Regions from separate parts of the Homo sapiens genome. Here region 2 is linked to region 1. A link is a loop called in an ENCODE intact Hi-C map of the cell type or tissue named here. Cell type or tissue: PC-9. All regions are shown on one strand.

What was found. Hi-C counts contacts between places; a loop is a spot of excess contacts. Peaks named below come from ENCODE experiments on the same cell type or tissue, not always from the same donor. Only the 100,000 strongest peaks of a DNase experiment are listed, where the experiment ranks them.
Region 2: a loop joins it to region 1, with 4 times the contacts of the local background. A loop is called at or near these places in 1 of 110 quality-filtered maps.

The regions. Positions count from the first base shown.
Region 1 is chr12:126,334,717-126,339,716 of GRCh38, reverse strand. No RefSeq gene overlaps it. Among named protein-coding and RNA genes, the nearest start is that of LINC02350, 89 kb to the left of the region's middle. In PC-9, no CTCF peak of the experiment used is centred here; a DNase peak (open chromatin) is centred at 1,986; H3K27ac peaks cover 3,452 bases.
Region 2 is chr12:126,579,337-126,584,336 of GRCh38, reverse strand. No RefSeq gene overlaps it. Among named protein-coding and RNA genes, the nearest start is that of LINC02824, 110 kb to the left of the region's middle. In PC-9, no CTCF peak of the experiment used is centred here; a DNase peak (open chromatin) is centred at 1,906.

The sequences.
Region 1 (5,000 bases):
ATGTTGATTGTTGAATGAATGAGTGGGTGAATGTTATGAAACAGAAATGAAAATAAAAATACTCTGTGACCCAGAGCACAAGAATAACAACAACAAGAGCAACAGCACAGTAAAAAAAAAAAAATCACATAAAAATACCCATTTATTTTCTAAATGCTGTGAAAGAGAATGTTATTATATGTCATTCTGAGATTGAATGGAAAAAAATGTTTTCTTCATCTGAAACTCAGCTACGGGACAGATTATGGACAATTCAGTGATTTCCAAATCTTATTATTACCCAGGGAGTTTTCTAAAAAAACTATAATTTCTAGGGCTCTGCTTCAGACCAACTAAATTAGACTCTCTAGAGAACAAGGTCATGTAATTTCCATTGAAATGAAAAAGTATTTTCAGGTGGCTGCAATTCAGAAATCCTGGTCTGTTAATGGGATATGACATCCTAAGACAGAAGACCTGCTTGGATTTTTGTTTCCAACACTAACTACCCATGTGACTGGAGTCTGTCTGAAACTATTTTGTTCTTATATCTTGTAAAAGAAAACATTGACCTGCCTTTGCCAATCTCACATCTATGTAATCAGGATAAAATAAGTCCCAGTGGTCTTTCTATGAATTGCAAAGAACTATGGAAGAAGGTCTCTGTTGTTGTCTATGGTTGGAAGGCGGGCTGAGGGGGAATCCCTTATACACAAAATTAAAAGTAGGAAAAATTGTTCTTTATCTGAGGCCATGGGTCCCATTTTTGTGTTCTAAGAAGGCGTGAGCAAGAGAAAGTGAAGAGCAAGGAAAGCAATCCTGGAATGGGTGACTCTACTTAGGGTAGTATTTGTTTAATTTCATTCCAGTTGGCTCCTTTATTTCCACAGTTGCTTCAATCCTGAAAAACACATTCAGTTGGCAGTTTGCATCCTCTCTGGAGCCTCCTCTGGATTTATTCCTTCCAAATCCATCACTTTCAATGATCTCTTTGACTTCTAGGTGGAGCATTTTAAGTGGCCCTAACATCCCTCTCGAAGGTTCACTCCTTCTAGGGTCTTGCAAGGCAAGACTGGACAGTGCCCCTTTGTCTACTATTTTAGATCCCCCAGAATCATTCATCATTGCTCAGTGCTGTTTCAGTCTGATTCCATTGAGCCATTATTTTTTAGCTCTACAGAAATAGTCTCCTCTGACATTTATGCTCTTTAGGATCACAAAGCCCATCTCCTCCTGTCATCTAAAAATTCCAACTAGTAGAGTTGATGCAACAGGAAACCATAAAATAACTTCAACCTGTTCATACCCTGTCCTCCCCCATCTATCCCCTTCAGTCTTTGGAGAGCCATCCCTCCTTCTTCCTGGCTGAATAATCCGATAACCATCAGTGGATACAGAGTCATGTATGAGAGAAAGGGTTGGTAGCAGCTTCATATTGCACAAATTCCTACTTCGTGCCAAATGCCATTCTATGCTTTATATAATAATGAGAACTAACATTAATTCACCATCTGCTATGTGTCAGCTGCATGTAGTTAACTCACATAATATTTGCCAAAGACCTAATAAAGTGGTATCATTGTCATCCTGCTTGTGCAGAAGAGGCATTCAAGACACAGAGAAGTTGAGTAACTTCTCAAAGACGCATTGCTAATGATCTGCAGAGGTGGAATCCAGGCCCAGGCCAGCTTCCTTCCTTTGTTACTGTCACCACACTCCAATAACATTTTTTTCTTGTTTGTGTTAATTATATGATATACTGGAAGTTAATATCATCTTATTTATGCATAAGGAAATGCATACTCAAAGCAGTAAATGACATGAACCACCTGGCACATTAATAGCAGTTTTGGGTCTAATTTCATCTGACTCTCAGGCCACAAGGCTCCTGAAAAACCTCAAGACCACTAAACTTTCACATGCGAACTCGCCTAAGCACAGTGAGCATCCCCAGGGCCACATTCCTGGGGGTGATATCAGGTGACACATGGACCAGAACTGAGTAGCGTTGACTCATGGAGTATTAAGTTACTCCCTTTCTATTTTATTTCAGTCCATCTGATCATGATGATGAGGCAAAAACCTCTCTTGTGTTCTAGGATTCTTTAATGCCTCGCTGACCCTTGCTAACCCCCTTATTTAGCAGATTCAGAAGCCCAAAGCCCACACTGCATCTGTACACTGTATCAGTACATACAGCGTGCAGAGAAAATTTAATAACGTGAGTTTGTTTCTTTGCTTTAGTTTTTATATTTAATTTATTAACAAATAAGAGCACTTGTCTATTTATGGTAGTGATGAAAAATTTTATTTAAATAAATTGATTAAAATTAGAAAGATGGGGCTGGGCATGGTGGCTCATGCCTGTAATCCCAGCACTTTGGGAGGCCGAGGAAGATGGATCACTTGAGGCCAGGAATTTGAGACCAGCCTGGCCAAAATTAGCTGGGCATGGTGGCACTCGCCTATAGTCCCAGCTACTTGGGAGGCTGAGACACGAGAATCCCTTGCATCCTGGAGATAGAGGTTGCAGTGAGCCGAGGTCGCGCCACTCCACTCCAGACTGGGCAACAGCGAGACTCTGTCTCAAAAAATTAAATAAAATATAAAATAAAATAAAGTAAGAAAAATAGAACATACTAAGTCTGTAACAACATAGATGATATCAGTAACAGTGATACCCTCCAAAAGTAAATTCATTGATATTTAGAAATGTGATATTAATTGGTTTAAGAAAGGAAGAATGTCTTACTCATTTTTGTGTTTTTGGAAACCGACAACTCCACCAGTGACAGAGAACTGCGTCCCTTTTATTCATGTCTGTAAATCCAGGAAAAACAGTGTCTGATATCTAATAGGTTCTCAAAAATAAATTTAATTTATAATTTAACTAACTCATTGCTGTGAACGTCTTTGCATGGCAGCACGCTGGAAAGAGAAACATTTCTAGTGTCCCCTTTAACTTTGAATTAGAATCTTCAGTGGACGTCTGGCTTCCCTCTTTCTGTTTCATTCGTGGACTCAGTGGCCACTCTCCCTGCTTAAAGATCTACCATGAGGCATTATCTATTATCATGTTCTAACACAGGACAGCCACTTTCTTTTGCAAGTACTGGGCATTAGCTGACCACGCAGAGTGACACAGATGTGCAAAAACAAAAACAAATCAGTTGTCCCTCACTGAACTGCCATGGACCAACCCAGAAAGAACATGCATGTGCCGTGCTTCCACTGGAAATCTGAGCTTCTTGGGAATGTTGTCAAGCCAAGGCCAGGGGCCAGGCTCTTCCCCCTCCTCATGCTGAGCCCAGCCATGTGGATTTTATTAATCCACTCAGACACCTATTGTGTATTAGGATTTGTCTTAAGTTTTGCATGGAGAGTTAGTGGGTGTGGGAGTAAATTTGACTCAGCCCCAGATCGTATTGGGTGACAGATTTGTATGGGGAGACAAGTATTTTCATAGGTATATACAATTTCAGATATATTTAACTAAAAGTTGAGCCATTTTGGCTTTCTTCCTTCTTCCAATCTCCCATTGCTTAGAGGGCTTGCAACTATTTTTCAAATTCACTATTATTAAGTTGATAATTCTTTTTAACAGCATGGCTTCATACTCACTCTGCAAACTCTAGTCTCAAAAGACCAAAATCAATTGCACGGAAGTTGGAGATCTCAAATCATATTTCACCAGTAGGGGTGAGGGAAGGACGTTGACCCCAGAGAGGAGTGCTAGCTGTAGGAAGCCCTCCCGCACTGACCCCAGGAGCGGAGGACACAGCGATGGCTCTGGGGGGAATAATGTGGTTGTGTTGGTGTCATTTGGTGAGTGTGTGGCCTCAGCTACAACTGTAAAAATAGGTATTAGCATTATCTTTACAAAGCTGTTGTAAGCGCCAAGTTAGAGGGACTTTGAAAACGGTGAATGATTGGACAAATATCAGGCCACATTCCACTTGGAGGAGTGAATACAGCAAATAGATTTTATTCAAACAAAGGTATTAAAAAAAACCTGAAAGCCAACTCTGATATACCCTACACTGAAGTACCACGAGCTTAGAGAAAGTGAGGTCACTATCCATGTAGCTATGGGAAGATCTCTAGGATACATTGTTAAGTGAAACAAGCAATGTATAGAGCAGTGTACAGGATGCTATATTTTGTATAAGAAATAGGGCCTAAGGATATAAGAATACATAGATTCCTATTTGCTTTTACTTGAACTGTAAAACAAAGGGGGTCTATATAAATTAATAGCAATGGCTTATTTTTCAGATTCGAGGGCATGGAGTGGGGATGGATAGGATAATTAGATTTCTCAATCTATGTTTTTATTTTGAGTCAAACGATTTAAATTCAGCCTTAAAAAATCAAGGACATATTTTCTTTTTCCATTCCTCCTTCAGGCCACAGATCACATTCTTAAACACTGCAGTGTCAGGGAGCAGAGATAATTTACTTTCCTGAACTTGCTAGAATCCAACCAAATTACGATGATGCTCTTGCGACTGCCGATGGATTGTGTTAACTTAATACCATCATTAAATGTTTCCCTTCAAGAAGAAAATATCTCTTCAGTTTAAGTAACATATTTTCTGAGATGTGTTATTAATGTACCTCTCCAGAGGCAAAGTTGCTGTATAATTCCAGTGCTAGGAAAACATATCAGCCTATAATCTATGTTTTACCTTGTCTTTTTGCTGGAAATGAAGGATTTTTTTATTCCCCCTGATTCTGAAACACCTTGTTACAAGGTAAATAGCTGCACTTTCTTTTGGCTGTGCAGATTGGCTCTGGGTTTGTCATATCTATGTGGGGGAAATAATTACTGCTTAAAGACACTGCACTGGTCTACACACAGATTAAAGGGTGAGGAAGCCAAGTACTTGAGGCTGTTTTGGGGAATATTGGGCGTCCTAACCAATAACCAGAAGGTTGGGTTACCATGTACTTTCCAGCAGCCGACAGAACATCAAAGAGGTCTTGGAGAACCGGTCAGATCCTAATGGCCCAACAGAAGG
Region 2 (5,000 bases), 240 kb before region 1:
CCCGAAAATGTTGGTTATATCCTTCCCATAAGCCATCGAGCCCATACCCCGAAAATGCTGGTTACATCCTTCCCATAAGCCATCAAGCCCATACCCCGAAAATGCTGGTTACATCCTTCCCATAAGCCATCGAGCCCATACCCCGAAAATGCTGGTTACATCCTTCCCATAAGCCATCGAGCCCATACCCCGAAAATGCTGGTTACATCCTTCCCATAAGCCATCGAGCCCATACCCCGAAAATGCTGGTTACATCCTTCCCATAAGCCATCGAGCCCATACCCCGAAAATGCTGGTTACATCCTTCCCATAAGCCATCGAGCCCATACCCCGAAAATGCTGGTTACATCCTTCCCATAAGCCATCGAGCCCATACCCCGAAAATGCTGGTTACATCCTTCCCATAAGCCATCGAGCCCATACCCCGAAAATGCTGGTTACATCCTTCCCATAAGCCATCGAGCCCATACCCCGAAAATGCTGGTTACATCCTTCCCATAAGCCATCGAGCCCATACCCCGAAAATGCTGGTTACATCCTTCCCATAAGCCATCGAGCCCATACCCCGAAAATGCTGGTTACATCCTTCCCATAAGCCATCGAGCCCATACCCCGAAAATGCTGGTTACATCCTTCCCATAAGCCATCGAGCCCATACCCCGAAAATGCTGGTTACATCCTTCCCATAAGCCATCGAGCCCATACCCCGAAAATGCTGGTTACATCCTTCCCATAAGCCATCGAGCCCATACCCCGAAAATGTTGGTTACATCCTTCCCATAAGCCATCGAGCCCATACCCCGAAAATGTTGGTTACATCCTTCCCATAAGCCATCGAGCCCATACCCCGAAAATGCTGGTTACATCCTTCCCATAAGCCATCGAGTCCATACCCCGAAAATGCTGGTTACATCCTTCCCATAAGCCATCGAGCCCATACCCCGAAAATGTTGGTTACATCCTTCCCATAAGCCATCGAGCCCATACCCCGAAAATGCTGGTTACATCCTTCCCATACTAATTAATCCGTTAGTCTAACTTATTAGTTCCCTTACTGTTTTCACAGGAACTCTTACCACAATGCTGAGTCGTGAACAAAAACGTTTGGAAGCCATTGGTATAGGGAGTTGAAAATAAACAAAATAAAAAAACAGATGCCATATAACATCAAGTAATAGTGGAAGATAACAATTTAACGTAGACCAAGGGGTTAAAGGATGACTAATAGTATTGTTTCATACATGAAGTTCAAGATGTCCTCTCTGAAAGGGTGGAATTTGAACAGAGACTGAACAACGTGAGGAAAATATCTGGCGAATTGACTTCCAGGAAGAAAGAAGAGCAGGTGTGTAGTTGGGGGTATTTGAGGCAAAGCAAAGAGGACAATATGGCAAGAATCCAATGAATAGTATCTGCGAACAACATGGTCAAGACATCCAGAAGCAATGTAGGACCTTGAAGATCCTAATATGGATTTTGGACTTTATTCTAAGCAGGACAGGAAACCACTTGGAATCACATCCAATGTTTAGTTTTAATATTGAGCCAAAAAATGACATTATCCAATTTGTTTTTTTGCTAGACAAGTGAAGGAAACCTTGCTGTTTATTCATCATATAAGCAGGAGATTCCTAGCTCATAGAGGGAAATATCATAATCTACTTTATTTCTTTCTGTCCATTAATATGTAACCAGTGAAATAACACTATTTTCTTCATTGTTGACATATGTTCCTTGCTCCAAATATTTTTTCAATAGTTTCATCAGGTTATTAAGAGTGTACAAAACTGACACTGATTCATGTGTTTACATGCAACAATAAAGAGTAGGAAATCATGGTCGGTACCATTCCCCTGAATGAGATCAGAAACAGTCCAGGAGTAAAGTGCTTTGCAGTTGCCCTGTAAACAGGCTGATCTGAGATGCCACTTCTATGACTCATGAACAAAGCACAGACCTGTGCTGAAGCCCTGTCCAACTGCCTCTGCAGGGTCACACAGGACTTCATTCTACCCCAGTTCTCGAATTTTCTGTTTTCATTAGAATAGGCACCTGAGTCCCCTAAAGACAGACTGGTCCTTCTCAACGGTATCAGAGGGACAGGCAGACTTCTGTGTTCTCTGCTTCCGAGTGAGCACTTCCTTAATATCAGCAGGTGCTACATTCTCTGAAATTCACCTGCTCAAATAAAGAAAGACATTACAAAGAAAAGGCCCCTACACTTACAAATAAATTACAGAAATAGAAAAAAAAATTGAAAATTCATATGGAAACACAGAAGACCCCACAATCTTGAGCAAAAATAATAAAACTGCAGGTATCACACTGCTTAACTTCAAAATATATCACAAAGCTATTGTAAACAAAATAACATGGTACTGGCATAAAAACAGACACATTAACCAATGGAACTGAATAGAAAGCCCAGAAGTAAACCCACACATTTACAGCCAAGTGGTTTTTCACAGAGGTGCCAAGAACACACTGTGGGGAAAGAACAATCTTTTCAACACATGGCACTGAGGAAAACTAGACAGTCACATGCAGAGGAATGAAATTAGATTCTTACCTCACATCATATACAAAAACAAACTCAAAATATCCAAAATACATAGGGATCTGAAACAACTCAATAGTGAGAAACAAATAACCTGATTTTAAAAAAATAGGTAAGGGACCTAAACAGACATTTTTCAAAAGAAGATATACAAATGTTCAACAGATTAACATGCAAGCTCCTTTGGTAGAAAGCAACCCTGAATAAATCAGGGAAGGACATGTCCTTTTGTGTCTCCAATGATGCAAAAGAAAGTTTGTGATTGGTTACAATGCCCCTTCCGCCTGCCATGCCCAGTATGAACAAAGCCAGTTTAGAATTCCAAGACCATCCAGAATACCAGAATTTTCTACTTCCATGGAAAAGTTGACAGTCCGTGTCATGAGATATCAAATTAGTGGCAAGTAAAGTTATTAGACCAGATTCTGTCTCCACACTCTTCTGAAACTTTCATTTCGTAGTGAACAAACAAATCAAGTTGTTCAGGGCAGGCATTCTCAACTTTGCTATTTCTTTAAATTAAACCAAATATTGTGCTCTTCCATACCCTTTTAGGTCCTAAGGCCTCTTACACCCTCAACCTCCTTTCCCAGAGCAGCCTTAAAGTTCACAGGGAAGTCTCTACGTCTGAATTGATTTGTTTTGTATGTTTATTATCTACATAGTATAATAGATTCAATGCTTCTCATTTTTTGAGACACAATTAAAATATTTGCATTATGGCACAGTTTTGTAAAACTGTCCTCTCTCTCAGATGGCTGGGATGAAATTTGTGAAAGAAGTCCAATGGCTCCCTTCAAAACTGGTGGAACCATTTAATAAAGCTGGTTCTTTTCTTGATGTATCTTTTGAAAAGGAAACAATGTAGCTGACAGCCTTTTCCTCCTGTTTGGAAGCTGTTTCCTAAATCTATTTTTTTAATAGAGGGAAAGTTTCATTTTGATCTCGTTTATGTGTGAGATGTGCGAGCAAGAATTAACATTGTATATATACCAAGGGAAATCTTTTAAAAATGATTTTTCAAAGTACAAAATGTCTCAGGTAATAAGGAACATTGAACTCATCCTGCTGTGCTCCCTGGTTAACTCTGGAGTCTGACTGATATGGTTTGGCTCTGTGTTCCCACCCAAATCTCATTTCGAATTATAAACCCCATGTGCTGAGGAGGAACCCTGGTGGGAGGTGATGGGATCATGGGGCGGTTTCTCCCATGATGTTCCCCTGATAGTGAGTTTTCAAGAGATCTGATAGTTTAAAAATGGCACGTCCCATTTCTCTGTCTCTCTCTCCTGCTGTCATGTATGATATGCTTTGCTGCCCCTTCCGCCATGATTGTTACTTTGCTGAGGCATCCCCAGCCATGCGGAAATGTAAGCCAATTAAACTTCTTTCTTTTTAAATTACCCAGTCTCAGGTATTTTGTATAGCAATGTGAAAATGGACTAATACACCGATTTAAAGGCAAATTATCTATTTTGTGTATGTGTATAGGAAGACTACCTAAAATCTACTCTTTTTGCAACTTACTAGTCTGTAATAGAATATTTACAACTATAGTCCTCATGTTGCAGAGCAGGTCTCTAGACTTTCTTATGCCCCGTGAATGCAGCTGCGCCCACTCTGATTTCCATCTTCCCCTTTCCTGCCTTCACCCCCTGCCGTTGGTAAATATTTAGTCTCCATTGTATGTATTCTTTTTTTTTTTTAAGATTCCACATATAAGTGTGATCATGCAGTGGTTTTTGTTTTTTGTTTTGTTTTTTTTCTGTGTCTGGTTTATTTTACTTAACACAATGACCCCTAGGCTCATCCAGTTTACTATTGTGAAAGGCAGGATCTCCTTCTTTTGTTGCTGTTGTTGTCATTAACTATAGTGATCACTTCACTATATCACTATATATGTATATTAAGATAAGGATATCAAAACATTATATTATACATCTTAAATATATGCAATTTTTTAATGGCAAAAACAATGTAAATAAGTGGTCCCTTAAAGAAAGATTCAGGAGTTTGGTAAATGTTTTTTGACTCCTCCACAAATGTGGCTTTGAGCTGCACATATGGAGGTAGGAGTGAGTCAGAGCAGCCCTCTTTGCATTTTTGAGTTAAAGGTAAAACAATTTGTTTTCATCCTTTTGGTCTCAGAGACAGTTTTTTATGGGTCTGGGGAGAAAACTGCAATATTTGGCAATCACATACAGGCAGGAAACCCCTATAATTTGGCTGGATAGAAGCTAACGTAAGCTGAGCCTGTATTTGACATATGTAGCCTAATAAAAGGAGTGTGCATAGCTTCTGTGGATATGAGAAATGGGTCATCTTCCTTATTAAATGCAGCTTCATTTAGTCTATTGCCCACCCCTAAATAAACTTGCAAACTAATGGGATTCAACCTTGCCCCATTCAACAGCTGGATGCTTCAAGGTGATGAGAAAAGGTA